2 separate regions of the Homo sapiens genome follow, and region 2 is linked to region 1. Evidence: read pairs that join two places in POLR2A ChIA-PET (ENCODE). Cell type or tissue: Panc1. All regions are shown on one strand.

What was found. ChIA-PET counts read pairs that join two places held together with the same protein. Peaks named below come from ENCODE experiments on the same cell type or tissue, not always from the same donor. Only the 100,000 strongest peaks of a DNase experiment are listed, where the experiment ranks them.
Region 2: POLR2A ChIA-PET joins it to region 1 with 12 read pairs; 2 of 35 experiments call an interaction of 5 or more read pairs at or near these places.

What each region holds. Positions count from the first base shown.
Region 1 is chr20:32,115,935-32,118,434 of GRCh38, forward strand. The region is part of intron 1 of TM9SF4 (transmembrane 9 superfamily member 4); the gene reads left to right. Among named protein-coding and RNA genes, the nearest start is that of TM9SF4, 7.5 kb to the left of the region's middle. In Panc1, no CTCF peak of the experiment used is centred here; no DNase peak of the experiment used is centred here.
Region 2 is chr20:32,458,062-32,460,561 of GRCh38, forward strand. The region is part of intron 5 of NOL4L (nucleolar protein 4 like); the gene reads right to left. Among named protein-coding and RNA genes, the nearest start is that of ASXL1, 100 kb to the left of the region's middle. RefSeq lists enhancers at 1-356, 357-1,272. In Panc1, no CTCF peak of the experiment used is centred here; no DNase peak of the experiment used is centred here; H3K27ac peaks cover 425 bases.

The DNA.
Region 1 (2,500 bases):
CCTCATCTTCCCAAGTAGCTGGGACTACAGGCATGTGCCACCACGCCTGGCTAATTTTTGTATTTTTAGTAAGGATAGGGTTTCGCCATGTTGGCCAGGCTGGTCTCGAACTCCTGACCTTGGGTGATCCACCTGCCTCAGCCTCCCAAAGTGCTGGTATTACAGGCATGAGCCACCATGCCTGGCCCACTTTAAGCATTTTTAAGTGTGCAGTTCAGTGGCATTAAGTACGTTTACACATATGCAGCTGTTAGCACTATCCGTCTCCAGAACTTTTTCATCATCTCATTTTTGAAACAAGGATGATATTCTCAAGGGATTGTTGTGATGATTAAATGAAATATGAGATGAAAGTGCTAGCACAGAGAGGGCACTCTGTAACTTTACTCCAAGGTTTGAAGTCTTCCCGTGGTGAGCTATCTAAGCCTGCTGCTTGGGCTAGCTGAGAGTTCTTTTATAAATACCCAAGGTGGAGACAGGAGAGCAGTACGTTTCTGCACTTGGTGGTGTCAGGGTTGAAGTCTGGTTGCCTGTTGCTTCGTGAGGGTGGTTATTAGTTTCACCTGGACTTCCGCAGTGCAGCCTGCTGTGCGTTTTTCCCTACCCCCAAATTACAGCTTTGAGTCTTTCATGTGTCTCTGTTCAACAGCTACTCTGTGTCTGTGGGCTCTGAAATAAAGGCTACATTTTCAGTTTCCTGTGGCTAATTTGTTTTTTGTTTGTTTGTTTGTTTGTTTCTTGCTCTGTGAGTTCTTTAGTTCCATGGGCCTGCTTGGTAAGTTGTCTCTAGCTGTCATTAGCCTTCATTCACATGCGGCTGGATTCTTGGTAAGCTTTAACTGACTGGATAATTGACTTCAGTTAACTGTTGGCAAACTGTGCCCAAAGCCTTTTTCTTTTTTTTTTTTTTCCTCCTTTTTCCTTTTTCTTTTTTTTTTTTTTTTTTTTTTTTTTGCTTAATCTGAGGGAGCAGTTACTGACATGGTCTCAAAATGGTGACTGTCGCCAGGCACAGTGGCTTACACCTGTAATCCCAGCACTTTGGGAAATGCCGAGGTCGGAGTGGGTCATTTGAGGTCAGGAGCTCAAGACCAGCCTGGCCAACATGGCGAAACCCTGTCTCTACAAAAATACAAAAAAATTGCCGGGTCTGGTGGCAGGCACCTGTCATCCCAGCCACTCAGGAGGCTGAGGCAGGAGAATCACTTGAACCCAGGAGGCGGAGGTTGCAGTGAGCCAAGATCATATCACTGCACTCTAGCCTGGGCAACAGAGCTAGACTCTGTCTCAAAAAAAAAAAAAAAAAAAAAAAGTGACTGTCTTTTAGAAAGAAAAAGAAGAATCTAGTCTATTGCTAAGGAAAATGCTGCTTTTGCAGTAGGAAAGGCATGGAACAGGAACCAAAAAGGCCGTTCAGATTGGCCAGATGTATTGCTGCTAGTTGATGCTATTTATGGGAAAGGAGATTGCAAGGCAGAGGGCTCCAGAAAAAGTTAACTTCTGGTTACAGAGAAATGCAAGTGAATGAAATAATTTTTCGTTCTCAGGGAAACTTCCTGTTTTCTTTGGAAGATGTTAATTGTTCACACCTTTCAAACTGGGTGGGGTGAATTTGGAGTGGCTGGGGGTACTTTTGAGTCCTAGCAGCCCTTCATTAGACAGCTGTTTGGGGGAGATATTTCTGAGTGCCCAACCCACCCCCGCCCCCCCAAGAATAAAACAGATGGGGAGGGAAAGACCTTGATTCTTGGTTCTCTTGAGCTTTATAACATTCCAGGTCACCTGTATCTTTGCCAGTGATGGCGTGTTAGATTACAGCACAAAAGGCTTCTAGATTGCCATCACCTTGTTCCTTGATATGCTGCCTTTGAGGTCTCTTTTGCTACTTGGAAACCAAGTAGCAAAAGCAAAATGACGTTGAATGGGCTGGTTCACATCTCTTAGGACTCTTTGCATGGCTCTGAACATGCAGAAGATGATTACTAAATATTTAATTGACTTTTCAGACTGAACCTCTCATGGGAGTTAATGAGGCAATCAATTAAAAATTAAAAGAAAATTTAAAGGAATTTCCTAAGAAGCAGGTACTTTGCTTTTTCCTTACAGAAAAGAACTGCAGGCCAAACATCCTCTATCAGGCTATCAGGAATATAGAAGGTGATGAAGTCATAGAATCATAAAAAGTTGGAACAGTGTCCAGGGGTTTTACCAGAAACCCATGAACTTCTAGTCCTTGATTCTCTGTGTATTGGAATATTTTTTCCGAGATCAGTATCTGTAGCTTTGATAAGTTTCTCAGAGGGATTTGTGACACCCTCCCCAAGATTAAAAATTGCTGATCTGTCTGCTTACCCACATACCTGGTGCCAGAATCCGCTCTGCATAATTCTTACCTTAGCCCACTTTCTGCACATCTTCTGTGGAACTCATCCCAGTATTTTCAGAGGCAACCCATTTCCTTCACTTCTTAAAATATAAATGAATATATGTCTTTAATTTT
Region 2 (2,500 bases), 340 kb after region 1:
GGAACCAGACCAGCTCCTCATGCAGCTCCCACTGGCTGCTCTCCAGCGCCCAGGCCACCCACATCCCACCTGTGAGAGCCAGGCCTAATCCTCACTCCCCTGTCCCATGCTTTCCTGTAGCTGAGTAAGAGTCCGGCCCACAGCCACTGGCACTCTCAGTCCTGTGACCTCTGCAGTCCCCCAGCCCAGCCTCACTATCCTGTGCTGGAGCTCTGCAATCTGCCTGCCATGACACCTCCAGCTGAGCAGATGGCAGCCAGCCTTCAAGGTCTGGTTCCACACTGCCACTTCAGGCTGGCACTTTTCTCCACTGTCCCTAGGAAGGAGGCACTCACGCCTCCAACCCCAGCTTGCTGCCCGGCCCTGCCAGGGATCCTCATGCTCCCTTCCCCTGGCCCAGGGTCATCGTGAGGGCCATCTGCCCCACCAGGACAGACCCTGTCACCAGAGAAGCCCCTGCACCTGAGGTCCAGGAGCCTCCACGGGGGACAGGGATGACACCCATACTGGCTGGTTACCCACGCTCCCATGAGCTGCAGGGGGCCCATCCTTCACCCACCTTGCAGGTGCGACTTCACATACCGACACCACCCTCACAGGCCACTTGCTTGACCTTGGAGGGCCTTAGATTCCTCCTCTGGAATGAGGGGCTGCTCCTCAGTGGGCATCGTGCCTGGCACACAGTGAGCAAGTGGTCACTGCCTTCATCACAGGCACCAGGCCCAAGGCTGGCTGCAGTGCCACACCCTACATAGGCCCAGAAGTGACATCCCATCATCCCACCACCCACCTCCCAATCAGGTTTTCCCGAGAAGATGGACTTGCCCTCCGCCACTGTGAGCTCCAGAGACACGCTGCTCAGGGTGCTCCTGGAGCCTCTACCAGGTCAGATGCCCGGCACGGGGGCCCAGACTCTCCAGCTACCAAGACCTTTGCCTCGGGGCTGTGCCCCCGGCTGCCTGGCTGGGGATCGACAGGCACTAGTGCCGGGGCAGAACCTCCCCTAACTGCACTCAGATGCCACCCTGGTCTGGCCAGGGAAGTGGTTGGGCGGGTAAGACCCGTAAGGCACCAGGTGCTAGGACCTCGTATGGCCAAGTGTTCCAAGCTGTTAGAAGAAACTGGAAATCTGCACCATTATGTAAACAGATTTTAAAATATTGGCGACTCAGTTACATGGTTTACTTTTTTTTTTTTTTTTTAGGGTCTTGCTCTGTTGCCCAGGCTAGAGTACAGCGGTGCCATTAGGGCTCACTGCAACTGCTGCCTCCTGGGCTGAAGCGATCTCCCCAGCAGCGCACACCACGACGCTTGGCTAATTTTTTTTTTTTTTTTTTTTGAGATGGAGTTTCACTCTTCCTGCCCAGGCTGGAGTGCAATGGGGCGATCTTGGCTTACTGCAACCTCCACCTCCCAGGTTCAAGCGATTCTCCTGCCTCAGCCTCCCAAGTTGCTGGGATTACAGGCGCCCGCCACCATATTCAGCTAATTTTGTGTATTTTTAGTGGAGACACGGTTTCACTATGTTGGCCAGGCTGGTCTCGAATTCATGACCTCAGGCGATCCGCCCGCCTCAGCCTCCCAAAGTGCTGGGATTACAGGCATGGGCCACCGTGCCCAGCCTCGGCTAATTTTTAAAGTTTTCTTTTTTTGTAGAGAACAGGTCTCGCTATATTGCCCAGGCTGGTCTCAAACTCCCAAGGCTCAAACCATCCTCCCACTTTGGCCTCTCAAAGTGCTGGGATGACAGACGTGAGCCACTGCGCCCAACCCATTATTTATATTTTTAAAAACTTCGACAAGTAAATGGGTACACAAATGTGGTCTATTCATACGATGGAATAGTATCCAGCCATGAAAATGAATGAAGTTTGGATAAGCGCTGCAATGTGGATGATAAAAACACGAGGCTGTGGGAAACAGGCCAGACGGACAAGGATACTCAGTGATTCCACTTCTACGCAGCATCTGGAACAGGCAAATTCACAGAGACAGAAGGTACAGTGAGGCTCCACGGGCTGGGAATGGGCAGTTAGTACTTAAAGGGTGCAGAGTTTCTGTTGGGGGATGAACAAGCTGTGGAAATAACAGTGCTTCTGGAGTGTACACTTAAAAATGGCAAATTTTATGTCACACATTTTACCACACACACAGAACCCAGACCAAAAACAGCCCCTTTGCCCTAGTTTATAGGCTCTATCTGCCATTATCTCATTTTCTCATGCCGCACACACAGAGCCTACTCAGAGGGACAACATGGATCGCGAAAGCCTGCCTTCCCCAGTGACACCAAGGTCTCGCCTACCCCCAGCTCCGCTCAGGCAGCCCCGGCATGCCAGCCCCCACCCCACACAGCTGCCCCCGCGCCACATGCTCTGGGGGCTGCCTGCAACCTGAGGCCCATGTTTTGCCGACTGGGGAGGCCACAGGTTTGAGCCGCGGAGTGGCTGGAAGAGGCTACTCCACCTTCTGGAGCCTCCGTTTCCTTTCAGAGTGGGTC